2 separate regions of the Homo sapiens genome follow, and region 1 is linked to region 2. The links are chromatin contacts, found by Hi-C or POLR2A ChIA-PET in ENCODE. All regions are on one chromosome and are shown on one strand. Each heading gives the region's core, a stretch centred on a gene start or an enhancer-like site at or near the end of the contact. The rest is flanking DNA. Distances are from core to core; before and after follow the strand shown. Region 1 has its middle 98 kb from the start of KCNS3. Region 2 holds the start of KCNS3 (potassium voltage-gated channel modifier subfamily S member 3).

What was found. A loop is a pair of places that touch in the nucleus more often than their neighbours do. ChIA-PET counts read pairs that join two places held with the same protein, here RNA polymerase II (POLR2A). Pooled maps may share reads with other maps.
Region 1: a map of ascending aorta shows a loop between it and region 2 (6-fold over the local background). The contact joins the enhancer-like site here to the promoter of KCNS3 in region 2. A Hi-C loop is called at or near these places in 12 of 168 maps with a recorded cell type or tissue (IMR-90, PC-9, aorta and 6 more) and 12 of 50 pooled maps. POLR2A ChIA-PET finds 5 or more read pairs at or near these places in 2 of 52 experiments (A673 and GM12878).

The regions. Positions count from the first base shown.
Region 1 is chr2:17,972,736-17,980,316 of GRCh38, reverse strand. No RefSeq gene overlaps it. Among named protein-coding and RNA genes, the nearest start is that of KCNS3, 98 kb to the right of the region's middle. Within about 2 kb of position 2,821, at least 11 of the 41 ENCODE cell types and tissues checked have a DNase peak (open chromatin) inside an H3K27ac peak, as active enhancers do; they include IMR-90, PC-9, ascending aorta and 2 more, where a contact is called at or near this core.
Region 2 is chr2:17,876,337-17,883,117 of GRCh38, reverse strand. It overlaps KCNS3 (potassium voltage-gated channel modifier subfamily S member 3), which reads right to left and starts at 4,451. Exons shown (of 3, transcript NM_002252.5): 1 at 4,312-4,451. It overlaps LOC124907737 (a long non-coding RNA gene), which reads left to right and starts at 6,556. Exons shown (of 2, transcript XR_007086226.1): 1 at 6,556-6,781. RefSeq lists silencers at 4,331-4,380, 4,471-4,670, 4,681-4,840.

The DNA of each region.
Region 1 (7,581 bases), core at 1,572-4,071, 99 kb before region 2:
AGGTATCGCAAAAATAAATTTGGACAATTCAGTGAGTTAATAGGGAGCTATTAGAGGCTTTAGGGCCAGGACAGGGGTGGGCCACAGCTGGAACTGAGCTTTAGGAAGGTCAATTCTAAGCAGATGCAAGATGAACAGGAACATGACTGTGAACTTCTCACAACCTGGCAGATATTGTCATAGCCCTGAGAAGGATGATGGGCCTCCTGCATTTTCAGCCTGGCCCTAAGACTTTCTGCTTTCTGTAGTTGCCCATAAATCATGTTTGACTGGCAAAGCCAGCCCTCATCCCACATGCATATAGTCTGGCTCTTTATGAGACAGGGAGTCATATCTGACAACCATCAAGCTGGAAGGAGCTCATGGGCTCAGCAAAGCCCAATAATCTACCCATGGTGATCAAATCCAGCCTCTCTCCTCCCAGAGGCTGACTCTGCCTGACTCAGACTACTGAATTGAAAGAATGCAATTTTTTGCCTATGATGAACCCAAACAAATCCCCTTAAAAATAATTCATTGAGGAGTAAGGAAAATAGAATGCAGTCATCCTTTACTTTCTAAAGTCTTTGGGTTTGAGGAGAATGGCTAAAGGATGCAAATTCTCTTAATCACAGCAGGCATTCATTTGCCAGCAGTGTTTTGAGTACCTACTCTGCAATATATTCTTCCCAATGAAGGATTTGGGTGTATATAAGCTTTCGGTTGAATCCATCTAAAAAGCAAAGAATCTTCTCCCAATTTCTCTGTTTCCTAAGTTTGAGTTTTTGCATGTTCAAGTGTTAATTTTAAGTGACAAAATATGTGCAAGGCCTGCCTAATGTAAACTATAAAACATTACTGAGAGAATAAAAGGTGACCTAGATAAATGGAGAGATACACTGTGTTCCTGGATCAGAAGACTCAATATTATTAAGATGTCAACTCTCTCCATATTGACCTATAGGTTAAATGCAATCCCAATCAAAATCCCAACGAGGTTTTGTTTGTCAAAATTGACAAGCTGATTCTAAATGTATAGGATAATATAAAAGTTGTACATAGTCATATCAACCTTGAAAAAAAGAACAAAGTTGTGGCACTTATCCTATCTGCTTTCAAGAATTACTATAAAGCTACAGTTATTCAGACAGTAATAGTATCTTAAATAAAGTGTGATATTGGCATAAATACAGCCATATTTAGCAATAGAACAGAATAAAGGGTCCAAAAACAGAGCCACAAATGACACAGGCAAAGTCAAATAAGATACAGTTTCTACTTTCAAGAGGTTCAGAGTCTACATGGAGATTCTCAGCAAGTTAAAAATTACAATTCAGTGTGACACATACTACTAGAGCCCAGATACAGGGTCTCCAGCCCACCTGAGGAGATGGATCTACAAAGTTTCCCTAGGGGAGGTATTGTCTGGGCTGAATGCTGAAAGATTAATCAGAGTTTGCACGATGAAGAGGTGAGAGTCATTGGTAGAAACATATGGGGAGGAGCAGAGACACAGATGAGCATGAGACAGCCTGGTCTCCACACAGACCTGGAGAACGGTGCATGCCGGAGTGTGGAGAGGCAGGAGAACGGAGAGGAAAACCAGCAGCCACATTGTGACAAGCTTTATGTACTAAGACAAAGGGTTGGAATTCATTCCACAGGTGATCAAAAGCCATTGAAAACTTATACACAGGGCTGTGACATGGTCATTTTTGTGTTCTGAAATGTCATTCCACTAGAAGGATAAAAAAAACAACAAAGGTAAATTAGGATTGGAGGTAGCAAGACCAGTCAGGATGCTATTGAAATATTCCAGTTGGGACATAGTGGAGCCTTAACCTACCCTAAACCTTAACCTAAGTGAGCATATGATATATTAGAGGGATGTGTGAAAGGCATAATCAGGAGGAATTGATAACTTATTAGATGTGTGGTGGAGAAAACATAGGAAATGACTTACAGGGTTTTATTTTCTTGCCTCTTTTTTTCTATCATATGTAACCTAAATTATCTGGTTTACATTTAAAAGTGAAAACAAAGCCCTCTTTGAGTAGGTGACCCCATACAAGCACAGAAGCTAGTAAATCTACAGGGTACTACGCTCACCACCACCTGGGTGACTGATTGACTGATTCAATCATACTCCAAACCTCGACATCACTCAACATACCCATGTAACACATCTGTACATGTACCCTCTGATTCTAAAAGTTGAAAGAAAATAAAAGAATCTGGAACTGAGATTTAGGAAGGTCAATTCTAAGCAGATGCAAGATGAACAGTAACATGACTGTGAACTTCTCACAACCTGGCAGGTATTGGCACAGCCCTGAGAAAAACGTCGTGGTGCACTTCACTCACAGCACTGCAATATCTCCTACTGTGTCCAGTTCATATTCATTTGCCTGCAGGGAATTCTTAGATCCTGCCCACCAAGTGTGTAACGGAGTATTTACCCAGCAAAGGCGCAGAATGTGATTCTGGAATTGTGCTTGGCCTCAATGGGGGTTAAAATGAAAACACTCTGAGCCAGTAAAAGGAGACATCAGCACACCTCAATCCAAGCTTCCATTTTTTCCTTTCCTAGTAAAGCTGTAAGGCCCTTACTGGTCTGCAAATGATTTATCTGTTTCAAGTCCTGCCAAACTTTGGACCAGCTCTCTCCAGACACTAGACTATAAATGGCTGAAGAAATAACAGGAAAGAAGCAGAGTTGAAAGGCCAGTGGGCAACTGGTTTTCTTTAGCTCTGTCTGAACTGAATAATCAGCCAACTGGGGTCAGCCCAGTCATGTGAATCCCACCTTTTGTTACTCAGGGAGACAACTCATGTGACCTCATCTCAGAGCAGTCACTGGGACTGGCAACGTTCTCAAGAGTCTTAAGCCCCACCGCATATATTCCTAAGAGCCACCAAGACTACTGTTTATTTCTTCATAAGCCACAAAGAACATTCCACTGTACAAAGTCAGCTTATTACAAGTTTTTTTAAGAAAGGAAAAAAAAAGGAGGAAAACCTGGATAATCTCTCATTGGCCTGATCCCATTCTGTTGCAGAAGGAGGAAGGAATGCAGTGTGTGGCTGCTCAAGTGACCCCTGAGAAGCTGGATCCTGGCTGCTCCAGAGGAGGAGCCATCTGTTTATAGGACTGGGTGGTGCCATGGGTAGGGTCAGGCGACAAAACAAACAGCTACAGTAGTTTCTTTCCAAAATCACTGCCTCGCCTACTTTTTGCTATCTGATACTACTGAGATGCCTATTTTCGGAATCAAAAGCACAGACAGCCTTTCTGGAAGCACCTGTTTACCTACTCAAAATAGAACAGAAATAGCCTCAAAACCCCTCCTCTTGCTGTCCTGAAGGAACATGTGAGTCAGACAGAGTTGGGTTGGGACCAGTTCCCAGTGGGGACTGTGGGGAAGAGGCTCTATCGCAGTCATCTGGGCTTTTTCAAACTATACCTCCTATCCCAATTAAAGGGCTATGGCTACTTCCCTCACCACCTTTTGAGAACTCCTGCTGTTGTAAGCCACCAGTTGATGTTGGCATAACCTTCATGTATGCATAGTGGGTGAAGGGGCTCCGAATAGCACTCACTGGCAGGGCAGCAGTTGGAGAAGGCTGCCTGTAGGCTGAAGTCTGATACCCATCTTCTGTGGTCTGAATATAGTTTGTTTGCCCCTACCAAGACTCATGGTGAAGTCTGATCCCCAGTGTTAGAGATAGGGCTTGGTAGGAGGTGTTTGGGTCATGAGGATGGATCCCTCATGAATGGCTTGGTGCCATCCTCACAGTAGTCAATGAGTTCTTGCTCTATTAGTTTCCATAAGAACTGGTTGTTGAAAAGAGCAGGTAATGCCTACTTCTTTTTGCCTTCCCCCATGAGTGGAAGCTTCCTGAGGCCCTCACCAGAAACAGATGCTTATGCCATGACAGGCTGCAGAGCCACGAGCCAAATAAATCTCTATTATTTATGAATTACCCAGCCTCAGATATTCATTAATAGCAGAACAAATGAACTAAGATCCCATCCCTGAAAGAGGTGAGGCAAAATTATAAACCCGATGCGGAATACAAAGCAGAAAATTAAATCAGGACTCAGCAGGCTGTTGGCAAGTAAGAGCTCCAATCACCAAATTAAAACAGAGCAAGAACCAATTACAAAGCCCTATGTTGTTGTGTTAGTCAGTTTGGGCTGCTATTACAAAAATGGGTGGATTAAACAACAGAAATGTATTTCTCAAAGTTCTAGAGGCTGGGAAGTCCAAGATCAGGTGCCAGCATGGTCAGTTCTGGTGAGGGCCCTCTTCCTGGTTTGCAGATGGCCATCTTTTTGCTGAGTCCTCACATGGCAGAGAGCAGAGAGAGAAGCAGCAACCTTTCTCCTATCTCTTCTTATAAGGTCACTAATACTATTGTGAGGACTCCACCCTTATAACCTAATCACCTCCCAAAGGCTCCATCTCCTAATATCATCCCACTAGGGGTTAGGCCTTAAACATACAAATTTGAAAGGGACATAAACATGCAGTCCAAACAGTTACATAGTATACCAGAGATATTTATTGCTTAACAAAATCTATGTGCTTTCTTAAATTTCCAAAACCCCTTGCAGTTAGCAAAGGCCACGTAAACTAGTTCTAGCCAATGGGGAGTGAGCAGAAATGATGTGTGTCATTTCCAAGTGAAAGCACTTAAGAGATGAGGCTCACCCTCCAGCTCACTCTCCCTCTGCTAGGTAACCTGAAAGCCCACATGCTGTGGCTACAGGATGCACGAAACTGAGCTCTTTAAGTTACTGCTTGAAAGAAAATTATCCTACAGTGCTGCCAGACTCATGAGTGAGAAATAAACTTTATGTGTTAAGCCACTGATATTTGAGGGTTGGTTTGTTACTGCACTAAATCCTAGATTAGCCTGACTAACAGAGATAACAAGCAAGAAGTCAAGGCAGAGACTTAGGCCTGGAATTGTCACAAAATAGCTTCTGTCACTGAATCAAGGTAAAGCAAGAATCCAGCAAGAAACAGAGTGAGGTCAGAGCAGTACTGAAGCCAGCTTGCCTGAGAACAGAACCCCTGAGCCCCTCACTTTGCTTCCACCTTGGGACTGGGCTGCTCTGAGACCCTAGGACAGGTATGAGCTGGGGATGGGGCTGAGTGGCCTCTAGGACTATAAAATTAAAAATTTGGATTTGGTGAGCTCTAAAACACTTTACAGGTTAGACTATCTTGTATAGGACTTGTGTGAGAGCATAGGAAGAACCTGCAAGACCACTGAACAGACAGAATCTGCACTAGAAATAATATATGAGAAGTCTGAATACTCAAGTCAGAGAGTTTCCAAAAATTTTGACTGTGCTTATTTATCCAGTTATCAAAAGCGCAATAACACCACCGGTTCTTCAAAGGTATTATATACTCAAAATATTTCTCCCTTTTTATCTCTGGGTAAGATGTAGAAAATTCACCTGATAAGCTGGCCAACTTTGAAAACAATCATTCTTAACACATACTCAAAGGAAGACACCTTGAGGAAGCATGAGCTCTTATTATATCAGATAATTGGCTTCAGATATCAGCTTATCTGCACTGAATGAGAATTATGTCTCCAAGAGTTTCTATACTTATCAACTACTAAGCTCGTCTTCAGAGATGCTTAACTATAAAATATATCACCTCTGTAAACTATTATGCACTATTGATTTTTTTCTGCCTATGTAAAAGTTTCCCATTTCCCTGTCACTTGCTGATCATCCTGTTCGTTTTTATATACCTAATATCTGAGTAGTTCAAAGGCCTCACATTGAATTTGGTTTATGTTCCTCAAAAGGAACATTCTGCCTTTTATTAAAGGAGATTGCCTGTGAAAATATAGCAAGGATGGCTCTTCTAAATGATCTACTACCAAATTCAATTCACATTCTACCTTGTACCTTATCACTCTTTAAAATCATTGTACAATGCAGGATAGTGAAAAGAACGTGGGTTTTGTTTCAGACAAATCTAGTTATTAATTCTCAGCTCAGAAATTCCTTGGCTATATGAACCTCAACGTGATATTTAAGCACTTTCAGCCTCCAGAAAAATGGCATGCCAATGTCTTACAGAATTTTAATAAAAATTATGTGCCTACCATACATAAGGTGCTCAAAATAGTATTTATTATTATAGAATGTTAGAGCTGAAAGCACCTTAGAGCTTATCTAGTCTGACTCCTTATCTTACAGAGGTAGAAATAGGGACTTGCTTAGATTACTTGAGGGTTTAAGGATCTCTTCGAATTTCACTACAGTGTTGCAGTTGCCCCTTCTACTCCTCTGCCCCAGTTTTCATCAAAGACATCCTAATTTATAATTCCAGTGGAGGTGTTTTCCTTGATATTTTGCTAGACCTCGCTGCTGCATTCATTGGCTGAGTATTTCTAAAAACTCTGCTCTCAGGGCTCTCAGGACCTCTCACTTTATTGAAATGCCAGGTCTATCTGATAACATCTTTGTCTCCTTAATTCTGGTGTGCTACAGGGTTTTATCCTGGGCCACTGTCTTTCATACTCCTGTATAGTTACACTCCTGTTTTCTATAACTCCTATGATAATAACTGGCAAATTTGGACCTCCATCCCAGAGCTCTTACCCCAAGCTCTGGACAGTCAGCTCTGACTAGCTGCTCAACCATCTACCTGGAGCTCCCTCAGCCCCTTCATGTTCAACAGCACTGAAAGTTAATTCATTAGACTACCCCCAGGTCCATGTATTTTTCCTCTTATAGGCTCTTCTTCAGTAAAAGGCACCTCCAACCATCCAAACACTCAATCAAGAAACTTAGGACTCATTTTTTAATTCTCTCTTTCCATGCCCTGCTCCTGTACTAAGTATTTCCAAAATCCATTCCCTTTTGTGCACCAACACTACCCTTGCTCTAGTTTAGGTCTTCATTGTCTCTCCTTGGAATTGCTTCTGCATCCATCTTAAGTGGTCTCCCTGCTTCTGAATATATACCCCTCATACCCATCATCCACAGCAAGCAGAATAAATTGTCTAAAACAATGCTACTTAAAGTATGGGCGTTAGACAAGTGGATAGTTTCCAGACATAACAAAATAAGAAGCTTCTGCCAGAATGAAAAACCACATCACTTATCTTGCTCTTTAAGTTTAGTAGACTTTTGTTTTTTAATCTCAAGATTTACTCAAGGAAAGACGCAGAGCGTTGATTTACATTCTGGCACAAGCTTCTTACATCATCACACATCAGCATGTGGAATGGGACCCAACTCAAAAAGTCCAGGTCCCCAGCATGGCATTGTAAGACCCTCTGTCATCTGCCACCTGCCTCCCTCTCCAGCCCCTTCTGTACCCACGATCAACCTTATCCCTTCTGTTCCAGCCACACCAACCTTCTTATTGCCCTCTCCTTCTCCCTACCCACAACCACTTTCCCGCAGCCAAGCCCACATTTGCAAGAAACAGAAAATGATGCATTTCTCCAGGAAGCCTGTCACCATTAGCATCCCTTTCTTACTGCCTGCTCTACTTGCATTGCACATTATACATTTCATTTGCTATATTGATCATATTGTTTTATAATCATTTATTTAAA
Region 2 (6,781 bases), core at 3,202-5,701:
AACTGTAACATTATTGGCTAAAAGCAGATCTTATGCCTTTATCGTTCAATACTTGTGCAACTGAAGACAATATTTATACAGTATCTCCTCAAAGCAAATCGTAGTGCAAGGCTGTGCAGGATTCCAAAGAGAATGAGACCTCTTGCCCACAAGAAAAATACCACAACCTAGCCTAGTAACTATTTTAGCTTATTAAAGAGTTTACTTTTATAATGTGTAGATTTTGATCCTCTTAACAACTGTGAAAAAAAAGTATAATGTGCAGATATGCTAAAAAGTTTCAAAAGATGATCTAGAGAAATGATAAAGAAAAACAGGGATGAAAATTCTAAATCAGTTTCTACATTTTGTTGTACATTTTAAGCCTTGTTATTATGTTCATGATAATTGAGTATTCACTCCAGGCTTCACAAAACAGCAGGCCCCTGAAACAATAAAACAACAACACTCTTCTCCTCTTTCTCCTCCTCCCCAGCTTGTACTTACTCCCCATCCCCTGCCTCCAATAAGCACCCACAGTAGTCAAGACCAGCAAGCAAAGGCCAGGTCCAGGATGAAATTCAAACTCAGTTCCCCACTCCCCAAGGACTCTCGATAGCTCACTCCCTCCTGTTCTGCTCTCTAGCTCCAGAGAGAAGTGAGGCAGAAAGATGCTGGACTTAAAGTCAGAAGACCCCTGACTGTGTCCAAGTTCAAGGCTCAGTTTGCCTTAATTTCTTCATCAGCAATATGGGCTTCCTAACTTCTGTCCCACCTATAGCTTATAACTCTCAGTTGCTCTGAGGACTGGAATGAGATATCCCATGTGAAAGTTCCTACAAACCACAATAGGTTATACAAATGTGACCGAGTCATTGTGATTTTTATCAGGACTTAAACATTTAGCATCTTGTATTGTTCTATCTTGTCTCACTGATCTGGAGTCTCCAGATCCACTATAAGTTCAAGCTCAGAGACCATGTCATAGATTCTGCCTACCTTCATTGCCTGTAGTACTGGGCACTTAGCACCCATACAATAAGCACTTGTGAATTGGTCACTGGTTGATTTACTTGACAAATTTGCGTCGGAGTACAAAGTGTTCTGTGGTTTTTCTGAATTTCTTATATTGATAAACACATTTTCTGAAACTCACCATAATGTTTCCCTGGCCCATGATCTTTATGGTTTATCTTCCTTTTTTCCTAACCAGCTGGGCAGAATTTCACCGAAAAGCAGACCATTTTGTCAAAGGCAAAAATAATATTTTGCTAACGCAGTCTTTGAGATTCCTTTTAAGGCTGAGACATGGGACCCAAAAGTCACTTGGTAACTGTAAGCCCCCTCTGTCACTGTTCAACAAATGTAGTCCGAGATCCCACTAAGCACAGGGAACAGTGTTGGAACTGTAGGAATAAATGAGGAAAACTGAATCTCACAGTGGCTCTGCAGTCAGACTGCAAGGGATAGAATCCTAGCTTCACCTTTTCCGGGCTGGGTGACCTTGTACAAGTTACTCAGTTTGTCTCTCTTTCCTCCTGTAAAATACGGTGATAATAGAACCTACCATCCTAAGATTGTCATCAGGATGAAGTGAGTTCATACATGTAAAAGCTTTTAGCTTTTAGTGCCTAGTACAGCGTAACAACAAATATTAGAGATCTAGGTCAGTGCAGCTAAACAGACCAAGACCCAGATTAGCAAAATGACATGTCAAGTCAAGGAGCCATAAAGAAATAGATATCACAGCTGGAAACTGGGTCCCCACATCCTATTCTCTTCTCTATGATGTTTCTTTGTGGGTATTTCACACAGGTGGCACTCTGGAAGATGCACTTTCCTGACACCTGATAAGCAGAGTCAATAAACACACCCACCTTCTCTGCTTCAACATACCCTGCAGAGTCGTCCTTCCTCCTAGTGAGACCTCAGGCCCACCATTTCCCACTGGCCTCCCATCTGACTCAACATGCACCTGGGGGGTTCCATCTACTGCTGGCTCCCACAGCAATACTGCAGTGAAGAAAGCAAGCATCACATCCTCATGCAGTTGTTATGGGAATTAAATGAGATAATGCCTGGAAAAGTGCCTAGCAGAGTATCTGATATATAGTATGCAGCTAATAAATGTTATCTATTAAAAAATAGAAGGAAAAGGAGGAGGAAAACCCTGTGGTGCCTACTCTCTCAAAGCTGACACACATTCCAATGGCAAATGCCAGACACAGGGCAGATTGAGATGGGTGGTAGAACAGAGGGATGCACGTCTGTGAAGAATTACAGTGAAGGGCAAAACCCACTGAAGACAGGAGGGAGCTGCAGTTCCCACTCTCCCCCTTCCTTCTTAAAAGAAGATGATGATACTCAGTTGGTGCTTTGCTGGCAAACTCAAGCTCCAGAGCTTTGGATTTTTAATATTATAATATTTCAGAACAGAACAAAGACTGCTTCTGACCTCCCAATTTGCCCTCATACACTTGACCAGCAAAACCTTAGCGTAGCTGCATTCATCAATGGCTCTATTCAGGCAATTATGGGTCAGACAAAAGATTCAATTAATACTGATCCCGCAAGTCTCCTTAGTATATTCACAACATGCTTTGGATTCAGAGTTCTATGGCACCTTCATATGACCTTCTCCGGATCCCAATATTGACAATTCCTAGTTCAGAAACGACAAACATAATATTAGAACAAGAGAAGAAGGGAAGCTGGTGAGAAAGAAAGAACAGACTAGACTGGGTGCAGAAATTATATCATCCATTTGCTGTCTGTCCCCGAGTGCATCCTGGGGCCTGGCCCATGGCGGGCTGGTTGGAAATGCATACTGAACGAGTCAATCTCCTCAAGAAGGTCACCACCCAGGTAAGAAGTGGAGCCTGCACATTACACCAAGTTCAGCTAGAGAATCAAAGCCACCTCTTCGGCTCCAGATATGCAGGGAAGACAAAGCACGAGGGCATATGCCTTCAGCTAAGAGATAGGTGCGTGCTTCCTGTTTACCTGGGCAGGTATTTGCAAATAGTCTAAGAAGGGGGGCAACTAGGAGTGACTTACACAGTTCCAAGTGAATGGTTACGCAAATCGCTTGAGTAAATACAGGGAAAGAAACAGGAAAGGCTTCTGAACTGTTTGTACTCATCTGCTCCAGTATTTTCAGAGGGTAGGGTGAAAGACAAAAAACCCGAACGAAGGCTCCGGGCCAACCACAAAGCTACTCTCCGGCAGGAACGTAAGGAACACCTACCGCCCCTCCCCCCACTTCACGCCTTGGCACCAAACCAGGGCCCCTGGGTCATTTTGGCAGGTGGAGGTAGCTCTTTGCTGTCCTCTGCCCCTGCTGCGGGCCACCCGAGTGAAGCTTTCGGCTCGGTCTCCCCAGACAAAACCGGGGGGAGACATCAAGAATGCAAAAGGTGCTCCTTTCTCCAAATGAACGAGAAGGGACAGAGCGGGGTTGGGGGTGCAGGACAAGCCCTGCAATGCGAAAGGCGCCCAGCCAGGCTCGCCGCGGCCCCTGCCGGCAAGACTGGCTCGCTTGCTAGCCAAGGTGCCTCAGGAGGTCGGGCAGCCACCCAGAAAGGCGCGAAAAAAAAAAGAGGAGTTCCTGACCCCGGGGTGACCCTTCCCCACCACTGCCACTGATCCAAACGCAGAGTCCGCAAGTGACTCCACACCTGCGCTGCAAGCCTCACGCCGTCCCCACCCAGGGCGCAGCGCTGCACGAGAGCAAGGGCCCTGGGTTCGCTCTTCCCTGCAACTGTCGCGGGGCGCCTAGCACAGCTGCAGGGCAAAGGGGAGGGGAGGAATGACAAAGAAGGCGGAGCAGACGGCCCGGGAAGCATTTACAAGCGCCAGGAAAGCGCCTCCTCTCGAGGAAGGGAAGGAACGGCTTCCCGGCCAAGGAAACGCCCCGGGGATGCCCCTACGCGAGGTGCCGCCTTTCTTCGGCTCATCGATTCTCCCGCCTCCAGGTGGTCCTCCCCCTGACCATAGCCCACCCCACTCCCCGAAAGCTGATCCTAAATACCTTCCCCGAGGCTTTCAAATCAACCCAGCCACCGCTTCAACAGCCCGCAGTTCACGCAACAGGCGGAGCCTTAGGGCTCCAGCGACGGCGGGCTCTGGGGACCAGAGGATGCGGGCGCCGCGGGCCAGACGCCCAGAAGGACGGAAAGTGCTCTGCGGCCGTAGACCCTCGGGGTCGTGCACCCGCGACCTGGACCACAGGAGACTGGGGCAGCAAAAGGTGGGGGAAGGCGCGGTAAAGTTGCAGGGTCGCCCGGAGAAGTCTCCGGAGCGCGCAGGGAGGTGGGGACGCCAGCCAGGTACCTGCAGGAGTCCGGACGCATCCAGCTAGCTCCGCTCTGCGACGCCGCCTGCCCGCGCTGCAGGGATCAGGCCTCGCGGCGCGGCCCCGCGCCTGCCGCCGCGGCGGCGAGGAGAGCGGGGTGGCCCGCGTCGGCCGGTCTGTCCGTCGGTCCCGCCCCGCTAGAGCGAGGCTCCCGGGAGCTGCGGGCGGGGCGGGGCCGGACGGGACGGGGCGGGGCCCGCCGCTCGGCCGCCGCCCCATTGGTCGCAGCTCCGCCAGCCCCTCGCTTCGGGCCCGCAGCCGGGCGCCCCGGGCCGAGGGCGCGGGCGGCTGAGGACTGCGGGGCTCCGACCGCCAGACAGGCGGACAGACCCATAGACCTAGATGCTGCCCTGCCGGCCGCGCGCCCCCGCCCAGGCCCAAGTGCAGAGTCACCCCGGAGCGGCAGGCGCTGTCCGGGTGGGACCAGGAGCGCGCCCCGCGCCTCCCACCTGCGCGCCCTCCTGGGCCGGAAGCGCCGTGGCCCTGCGGGAAAAAGATGACCTCCCCCGCGGCCCCGGCGGCTGGGGCAACCGCCTTTCTAAAGTCGCGGCCCAAGCGACACTTTGCTAATTTGCCTGGATTTCCTCAGGAAATCGCGAGGCCCAAACTTGTTTTAAAACAAAGTGCGAAGGAGAGTACATATAGCTCCAGTTCCTGCCAATGTTTGCCATCGGTCCCGCTGCCTGAAGACTCAGGCACAGTGCAGAACAAGATGCTTTGTCTTATTCCTCCACTCACCGAGTCAGAAGAGGTGCTTGGACATTTGCACCAAGCAGATGCGCCTCATATGTAGAAGAGGAACCAGTCGGGTCCCCTTTCGGAAGGACGAATGGAAGAGGAAGTCAGGGGACGATGCCTTCAGCCGACGTTGAGGAACAAACCAGGACCTCGGCGAGGACAGCGTGTGGTCCAGAAGGCATCGCTGGCCTCGCTGCACTGAGCGAGAGCGCTCAGTTAACAGCCAGGAGGAGAAATGGGACGCTTCGGGACCCACCCCCGCGCTCCCCCTCCCGCCCCCAAACTGCAGATTTTTAAGTTGTGCAGACGTGGAACAATTCCTCGGAGCCAGCTGCTCCAAGCTAAGGCGCCCAGTGTTCCCTGGGTTCCTACCCGCAGCATACGCCCTGCCAGCTGCCCCCAAGCCAGCACCCGCTGACCACTCACCTCAGGCAAGCACCTAGGAAGACGATGCAGATTCAAGCTCCAGACCTTGAGCCAAGCGCTGGGGAGGGAATGGGGGCAAAGAGATGGTGGAAAACACTTTCCTGAACTTACTGAATACCCTATGTTATGTGTGGGTTTTCTAATTGTTCTTTGCTTAATGAAAAACCCACGTTGGAAATCAGAAAAAGGCAGTAATCCTCACCGTATCTTGTGGGCTTCAAAGAGGAGGTTTTCCCCTTAAAGGGAGTTTTGGTCCAGAGGAGAGGCTAACAGCAGGCAGGAAGGGCAGAGGAAAAGATAAAGCCTAGGGTGGTCTTCCCCCTGAGGCCTGGAGCCCACCAAGCTCCAACAGTTTCATTTGGCTTCTGGGAAGCAAAGTACAGATGCATGTGTCTGCAGAGCACTGTTCTGAGCCATTTGTCCCTAATTCCATGGTTCTTTGGTTCCTCCAATCTTGTCTCCTCTCCTGTGGAAGAGGATCCAAAGCATTGGTCCACACTGCTATTTACAAGTGGCTGAAGAAGGTAACTTTCTTACATAGTTCATCTTTAGCATAAGCTCTAAGATTGTTCTAAAAATATATTTACATTTTATCAACACCTTAGAAGAATGCTTCCAGATCTCTCCCAGCAGTTACCTATTTAATCATTTTAAAATCACTAAGTTTATCCAAAAAGTCCAGCATGGTTTACTTGAGAAGGAAATATGTTCAGAATCTCTAAGCACTGCAGAAGGCACCTGCAGTGCAGAAGAGTTGGCAGTGAGGTCTTTCTCCTGGGGTCTGGGCGGAACATGTGAGCAGTCGGGAAGGCACACACAGTGGGAGCCAGTAAGGGCCCCTGTGCATCTGCAGGAGCTGAGGACAGAAGGGGTGGGCCTCCACGGTGGGCATGTAGGAGTGGGCACAGAGAAGGGCCACAGATCTGAGACAGAGACAGACAGGACTTCTTACCCTGCTGAGCCCTGCAGGGAGCCACTTCGTCTTTCAGCCCTGATTTTGTCATCTGTAAGGAAATTTCCTCTCTCCCAGGGTAATCATGTGAAGCCAATGAAATAATAAAAAGGACCACATCGGATGACCCCTGAGGCAGGTCTGCTCCCCAAAAGTTTACTCTTGAATGTTGACCAAGGTTGAGCTAGGCAAAGTGGTAAATTCACACACACGGTATGTAGCCCCTTCCCCAACCCCAGTCTCCATTACCGGGGGCATGCTGTGAACTAACTGCCTCCTTTTCCCCACACACCCACTTCCTGCCCAGTCTTTATGCCTCCCGATATGACATC